Regions from separate parts of the Homo sapiens genome. Here region 1 is linked to region 2. The links are chromatin contacts, found by Hi-C or POLR2A ChIA-PET in ENCODE. All regions are on one chromosome and are shown on one strand. The core of a region is the stretch at or near the end of the contact, and the rest is flanking DNA. Distances in the headings are between cores, read along the strand shown.

The links. Hi-C counts contacts between places; a loop is a spot of excess contacts on that map. ChIA-PET counts read pairs that join two places held with the same protein, here RNA polymerase II (POLR2A). Pooled maps may share reads with other maps.
Region 1: POLR2A ChIA-PET joins it to region 2 with 12 read pairs in PC-9. The contact joins two enhancer-like sites. A Hi-C loop is called at or near these places in 4 of 37 single-sample maps with no recorded cell type and 4 of 50 pooled maps. POLR2A ChIA-PET finds 5 or more read pairs at or near these places in 5 of 52 experiments (H1, HepG2, PC-9 and 2 more).

Annotation. Positions count from the first base shown.
Region 1 is chr17:79,940,996-79,944,587 of GRCh38, reverse strand. TBC1D16 (TBC1 domain family member 16) reads left to right here. Exons shown (of 12, transcript NM_019020.4): 11 at 2,382-2,528; 12 at 3,481-3,592. Among named protein-coding and RNA genes, the nearest start is that of LINC01979, 16 kb to the right of the region's middle. RefSeq lists enhancers at 1-552, 553-1,278, 1,411-1,690. Within about 2 kb of position 1,672, at least 5 of the 41 ENCODE cell types and tissues checked have a DNase peak (open chromatin) inside an H3K27ac peak, as active enhancers do.
Region 2 is chr17:79,791,799-79,795,723 of GRCh38, reverse strand. It overlaps CBX8 (chromobox 8), which reads left to right. Exons shown (of 5, transcript NM_020649.3): 5 at 166-3,592. The coding sequence ends at 1,089. Among named protein-coding and RNA genes, the nearest start is that of CBX8, 3.3 kb to the left of the region's middle. RefSeq lists enhancers at 1-602, 1,664-2,378. Within about 2 kb of position 2,008, at least 4 of the 41 ENCODE cell types and tissues checked have a DNase peak (open chromatin) inside an H3K27ac peak, as active enhancers do.

The sequences.
Region 1 (3,592 bases), core at 423-2,922, 150 kb before region 2:
CTGGTGCCCACGAGCGTGAGCCAGCACCGCTCCACCCCCTCGGGACCGCCCTGCCACGAGGGCCGACTCACCCGTTACCCTGCTGTGCAGAGAAAGGGCCTGAGATCCCACTTCCCTGTCGGCCCCTCCAGAGGGCCCCAATCAGTGATACCGACTTCCACTCTCCGTCCACCGTCACCAGCATCTTCTCAGCAAATTCCCCTTGGAGCACAGCACTGGCTCTGTCACATGGCCTTAACGCCCAAACTAGGGACAAGCTGGAGATGTCAAAAGATAAGCAAGTCTCTTTGAGTCCATCAGCCTTTTAAAAAAAAAACTCACATCGACGCATCCAGGAGGGCTGGACCCTTTTGCAGGAGCTGGCTCTATCCACCACGGCAGCTCCAGCAGCCTCCGTCAGAGAACCCTGAAGATGGAGGCAAACACCCATCTGCTGGAAGACATTTGCGTCAGCGTCTCCTGTCCTCACTCACACCGCAGGGGGCTGATGTCTGATGAAAGCGAGTCTGAAGCCACCGAGTGCCGGTACCACACGCCGCCTTTGCATGCGGTCATCGGCTCGCCCCTGGCCCGGGTCTAGGTTTCCCTCCTGGCTCAGCCTGCTGGACGTGGACGTGCAGGGTGGACGATCTGCATTAACGAAGGGAAGCACGGCATGGACGGTCTGAGAGGCTTCATTCCCACCACTCCCGAATTAAAAAAAATCGTGCCTCATTGCACGTTTTCCCAGTGGCAGATTTGCCGCCCTCATTCCTTTACGTTCAGGCTGATGTTACCCGTGAACTCAGCGCGTGGCCCGGCAGATGGGTCCCTTTCCCATGGACACCTACTGTGTCCCAAGTGTAATGAGATCTAGTCAGAATTCCAGCGGGAGGCCCACGTGACGTGGGATCTCTGTTGGCTGCCATTGTGTTGGAAGTCCACAAAGCAAGTTTCTGTTGTTTTCAGACTGTGGGCTTGATTTAGCCACGGTCGGTCCCATCCCTCGATCAATTTGGTAGTATTACGGGGTGGGGGTGGGGGTGGGCTGCTGATGAGCTGAGAGTGAGCTCTGTGGAATGGGAAGGTTGCTGCCAGGTGAGGCCTTTAACTGTTCAGTGACCCCTGAGCGAGAAAGGCTTTTGATGCTATCCGTCCGCTGTCAGCATGTGGTGGGGCTGGACGGCCCTACGCCCTGCCTGTCCTGGGAACTGAAATCTGCCTATGCTGTGCAGGCTGTGGAGATCGTGCCCTCCCTCTCCCTCCCCACATTCCTCTCCCAGAGAAGCTGGGCGTCCACCTTCCTGCAACCCCTCCGCTGTGTCTCGCACCAGCCACAGTTCAAATCACTGCAAAAGGATCCGTCAGAGCCAAAACAAGACCGTCCCAGATTAGTTCAGAGGAAGCAGCCGGGCAGCCTGGTGCATGGTCTCTCCAGGAGCAGGCTGGGGCGTGGGAGTCACCTGTAGCCTCTGCCCTCATGGTGTGCTCCGCTCAGCCTGGGCCGGGGACACCGTTCCGTCTGGTTTGTGTGGTCGACGTCAGGAGACTAAACATGGACTTCCCAGTGCCCCCGTCCTTCCTGTGCCTCCGGAAGCGCGTGTGCATCAAAGGTGGCGTGTCTTGAGGCGGCCAGGCCGGAGAGCACACAGGATGCAGCCGTCAGGACCTGGCGTGGGCTTCCTGCTGCACACAGCGCGTTGCTGGCAGGCCCCGTGAGGCGGTCTTTAAAGGGAGGGCTGCGGAGTCCTCAAAGTATGCCCGAAAAGAGGCTCAAGGACAGGGCGATCATTTCAGCCACCCTGTGGGTGAGCTGCTGTGCCCGCTCTGTTAGGATCTTCCCACTTTTCTAGCCACAAACCCTAGAGTCATCTCTGGGGCATGATTGGGGGGTGTGGCCTGGAGCCAGGAGGACAGGCTGACCCGTGGGTGGCTGCCAGAGGCGCATTCCATGACCCGCTGGAGTGAGTTCTGACCCAGACTTCCGCACACACCGTTGCTCAGGACCATTACAAATGAGTCCTCCCCATGAGCACAGGCCAGGCCTTCTGAGGAAGGGTGCTCTTTGTACCCCCCCACCCCCACCCTGTCATGGAGACCACCCACATCACCACCCAGGAGAGCAGCAGCAGCCCGTGGGGGCTGAGCTCAGCATCGTCCCCTCTGGATGTCACAGCAGCCTGGGCATGCGGGTACTGGGACAGACCCCATGTGCAGGTGGGGAAACTTAGGGCCGAAGAGGCGGTGCAGCTTGCCCAGGGCCACACGGCCCCCGAGCTGGGCTGTGAGCCCAGACCCCTCGCCCTGGAGCCCTCACTCGCACCCTGGCACTCAGTTTCCCCCTGAGTGCAGGGCCTGGGGCTCGGTCAGAGCCCGTGTCTGAACTCTACCCGCCTCCACAGACGGACTACTTCCACCTTTTCATCTGCGTGGCCATCGTGGCCATCTACGGGGATGACGTCATCGAGCAGCAGCTGGCCACGGACCAGATGCTCCTGCACTTCGGAAACCTGGCCATGCACATGAACGGGGAGCTCGTTCTCCGGAAGGTGAGGCTGCCCCAGATGTGGGCCCCACCCCGCCCCGCCCCCAAAGCCCCACCCCACCAGCTCGTTCTCAGAAAGGTGAGGCTGCCCCAGATGTGGGCCCCGCCCCCAGAGCCCCATCCCCACCATGGCCCCCCAGCACGTGCCCTCCCCCACCCATAGCACTGGGGGCTCCCCACTAAGGCCTCGTGGTCAGCACCTGTCTCGGCCTGGCTGTGTCACCTCACTTTCCTGGGGTGCCAGCCCTGACACAGGAGCCTCCCTCGCTGGCTGAGGAGGGAACGAATTCACCGGGGCTGACGGACAGGACAGGTTCCCTACCCTGGGGTACCTCGCTTACAACCCAGAACTGGGAACACTGAGAAGGAGGCTGGACCTGGGGACAGGGTGGCCAGAATACTGGGGACCTTGGGCTTTGGCCCCCTCCCCCACTTCCCAGACGCCTCCTGGAGATGCTGCCCGTTAGCTCTCTGGTGGTCCTCAGGGCACTGAGCGGGGGTCCCGAGGTCGGTGGTGTCCTCTGGCACAGGACACAGATCCTGCAGGAGCTGAGAGGCTGCTGGGGGTGGGGGGTGGAGCAAGGTGCGGGGGAAGAAGAGAGGGGTGCTGCCAAAGGGACAGGTGGGCTTGGCTGGACGCCACCCGGCCCTGTGCTGGTGTTGGTCCTGTTCACCCTCCTGAATGAAGCCCATTCAAGGGCCTTGTTCACCTCGAGCCACCTGTGAGCACAGCCCGAGTGCCTTGTGGGTCCCATCACTGCAGCCACCTAAGACCCAGGGCCCCGTGGTGCCGGTGATGGTGGGAGATGCAGGCAGAGCCCTCAGTCCAGGACTCGGTGAGCCCCCGAGGTGCAGGCCGTTGTTGCTGCTGTTGCTGTCTTTGGCCACTCCCATGGGGACCCTAGGCTGCCAGGCTGTCCCCCGGCCCCTCCTCACCCCCCGTCCTCTGTCTGCAGGCGAGGAGTTTGCTGTACCAGTTCCGCCTCCTGCCCCGGATCCCCTGCAGCCTGCACGATCTGTGTAAGCTGTGCGGGTCAGGCATGTGGGACAGCGGCTCCATGCCCGCGG
Region 2 (3,925 bases), core at 759-3,258:
CCATTCATCCAGCCATCCACCCACCCACCCACCCACCCATCCATGCATCCATGTAGAAATTCCCAGGCATCATAGGGTAAAGATAGGAGGTCAGGGATAGAGGAGGAGTCCTGTGGGGGTGGACAGGGCCCTGCCCCACTCTTGAGACCATCTTCTCTCCTGCAGGCGCAGGCCAAGGCAAAGGCCAAAACTTACGAGTTTCGAAGTGACTCAGCCAGGGGCATCCGGATCCCCTACCCTGGCCGCTCGCCCCAGGACCTGGCCTCCACTTCCCGGGCCCGGGAGGGCCTTCGAAACATGGGTTTGTCCCCGCCAGCGAGCAGCACCAGCACCAGCAGCACCTGCCGCGCAGAGGCCCCTCGGGACCGGGACCGAGACCGGGATAGGGACCGGGAGCGGGATCGAGAAAGGGAGAGGGAGCGAGAGAGGGAGCGGGAACGTGAGAGGGAACGAGAGCGGGGTACCAGCAGAGTGGATGACAAGCCCAGCTCACCGGGGGACAGCTCGAAGAAGCGAGGCCCCAAGCCCCGGAAGGAGCTCCCGGACCCCTCACAGAGGCCCTTAGGCGAACCCAGCGCCGGCCTCGGAGAGTACCTCAAGGGCAGGAAGCTGGACGACACCCCTTCCGGGGCAGGAAAGTTTCCAGCCGGCCACAGTGTGATCCAGCTGGCCCGAAGACAGGACTCGGACCTGGTGCAGTGTGGTGTGACCAGCCCTAGCTCAGCTGAGGCCACGGGCAAACTGGCTGTGGACACCTTCCCGGCCAGGGTGATAAAGCACAGGGCTGCCTTCCTGGAGGCCAAAGGCCAGGGTGCCCTAGATCCCAATGGCACCCGGGTCCGACATGGCTCAGGCCCCCCCAGCTCTGGGGGGGGCCTGTACCGGGACATGGGGGCCCAGGGGGGAAGGCCCTCCCTCATCGCCAGGATCCCTGTGGCCAGAATCCTGGGGGACCCGGAGGAAGAGTCCTGGAGCCCCTCCCTGACTAACCTGGAGAAGGTGGTGGTCACGGACGTGACCTCAAACTTTTTGACCGTCACCATTAAGGAAAGTAACACGGACCAAGGCTTTTTTAAAGAGAAAAGATGAATGCTGGGTGGGTGTGTCCAGGAGGAGAGCAGGGGAGAGAGTGAGCGTGAGCTTGGCATAGTGATTTTTATTTCTGGGTGGGATGTGGCCTTTTGGCTGGTCCCGTCCCTGATGTCACCCCCACCCCACCAGCCCCTTTCATCCCTCCTTCCTCCCCCTCAGTTTTTGTTGGAAAGATTATCTCTAGAGTTATATTTTCTATTAGATGTAAATATGTTATTTAAGAAAAATATCTAAATATATATATTTCAACTCGAAGTTGTTTTATTTAAAGGAGAGAGACTCTCATTGTGCTTTAGTTGGGGCAGCCCGAATGAGCTGGGGCAGGAGGGGCCCCCTTGCCCCAGAGCTCTAGGGAAGTTGGGCCCTGGGTACAGGTTTCTGAGAGTGTCTGGAGGGGCTTGGCCTGCCCACCTCACCCCTCCTCCCTTCTCCCACAGCCCAATGCCAGACTCCTGGCACCAAGGCCCGGCCCAGATTTGCTCTCTCTTCCCATTGGCCAGGCAGGCCAACAAAAGGTTGGCTCCCCAATCAGAAAAAAGGGGGGGTGGGGTCAGTCTGTTTTCCTTTTTTCTATTTTTTTTTTTTTAAGGTAAAGAAGTCTATTAGGGAAAAAAGTATTAACTTGAATAAGCTTTTCGTGTGTGATGTTGAAGGTTAAAACGTCCCCAGCAGGCAGGGACAGGAGGTTTCTCCCCAGGACCACACCAGGAAATGCACTTTAGGGAGGGGTGTGTGTGTGGTACACGCAGATCGTGTGTATGTCATGTGGATAAAATCTCCCCGTTCCCTCGTTCCTTTCCTTACTCCGCAGAAAGAAAAGAAATCCAGCGAATCTGTTTACATTCCCGAAATGCCAGGATAAATTGGGAGGATTGCGTGTCAGTGCTGAGAGTTCGAGACAGTTGTTTTGCAAGAAAAGTGTTGGGGTGGACTTTTCCTTTTCGCGTCCTCTAGCTTTGCCAGGAGAAGAGACGGTGGCCCCCACCTCCCAGGAAGAGTTGGACAAGCCTCCCTGCCTGGGGAGGGCGGGCCGCCAGCTCTGTGGTGGACACATGGCCAGACAGGCCCACCCTGCGGGACCCACGGAGGGAGGCGCGGCGGCGGGCGCTGCTAGGAGCAGTGGCTTCGCACCCAGGGCCTCTCCACGGCCAGGCTTGGAGTGTGGCTGAGGACCACGGCTCGGAGCTCGGAGCTGGGGCTAGACTCACCCCCGCGGCTCCGGCCGGGCACGGGAAGGAGGGGCGAGGCGGGGTTTTCATCCAAGAATGCGCATCGGAACTTTTGCTTTTTCCTTTTTTTTCCCCCGTCCTTCTTAAAAGCAAAAGCTATAATTTATAGGTCTTTTCGATTCGCAGTGTTCTCTATTTGAACTCGACATTCAAACTCCGCCAAAGGGGGAGGGAGGAGCGGGAGTTGGGAGTGGGGACGGCCGCGGCGGGGAAGGCCGTGCGAGGCGGCGGGGCCTGGGACGCCCCTGCCCGGCGGACTTGACCGCTCTGCGCTCCGAGGACGCAGAATGCGCGCCCCTCTTTTGACTCAAAAGCACAAATCAGTCCCCTCCACTCCACCCCCGTCTCTTGGAGCACGGATCCCGCAGCCTCCCTGCCCTCCCCGCCCTTAAAGGGCCAGCGAAGATCTAACTTCCCATTGCTTGTTGAGGGAGGGGCGCGGGGGCCCTGCACGCCAGAGGAAGCACAGACTCGGGGGGAGCGAGGCGGGGAGTCGGGGGTGGGGGAGCTTCGCGTGGGGTGGGGGGTGCTGGGAGGGAACCCCAGCCTCGTCCTCCGCACTCCCGGCTTCTCAGCCTCTCCTCCAGACTTTCTTGCCTTTAAAGAGAGAAAAGGAGGGAAACGGTGTACTACATGATTGTGTTTGTTTTTGAATATCAAATTGCGCCTATAAAGAGAAGCCCCTGGAATGGGGATTTTTATCTACTCACATTTGTAAAACTGGTATTTTAGACTTTGTATAAAGAAGCGCCGTTGACCGAGTGTATCTATTTAAATGTCGATGCTATTTTCAGATGAAACTTCACTGAAGGGGCATGTCTGTTACCTAGTGGACGGGACTGGGGGATACGCGTCTTCACCTGGCCGCCGCCTTCCCTTCTCTCCCGCCTGTCCTTTACTCCCACCTCCCTCCCTTCCTGGGGGCTGACTTTGCCCCTTCCCTTGGACCTTCTTTCCAGCCAGCTCTGTCCCTGCCGCCCCTCCGTCCTGCTGTTTGTCCGTGGCCGTGTGTGTATGTGTCTCCTTCTCTCGCTCTTGCGACGCTGACCTGGGGGGTGGGTGGGCAGGGGCCGGGGGCCACGTGGCTGGGAGTCTGCAACCGCGCAGGGTGTGTGCGCTGTTGGGTTTATTTAATTCTAAGATTTGTACAAATCTCCAATCGATCTCCGCCTCAGCTCAAGAGTGAAGCTTCGGTACCTATCTTCTGCGGTCGTGAATGTCTGTATCCAATACCGCTTTTTACGTGTTTAAATATATACTTTGTAAATAGAGACATGTCTTGGTTTTATTCTTCTTTTTCCTTCCCTGAGCAAAGGGAAGAGGCATCCCGGGAGGAGAGGATCCGTCCCTCTTCTCTCAGTACTCATCCCGTCCTCCCGCCCCCATCCTCGCCCCCATCGCGGGGGCACCGTTCCTGCAAAGGCCCTTCCCCAACTGGGGAACCCACCTGGCTGGGATAGAGGTGGGCGTGGGAGGCCGCTGGGGCAGACTCCCCTCAGCCCGTCCGGGGGAATCCGTGGCTCTCCGCACCTACTGGCTGCACTTCTTCGGGCCCCGGGCAGAATCTGGGGATCCCGGGAGGATGCGCCTGAGGTCGGGGGTTC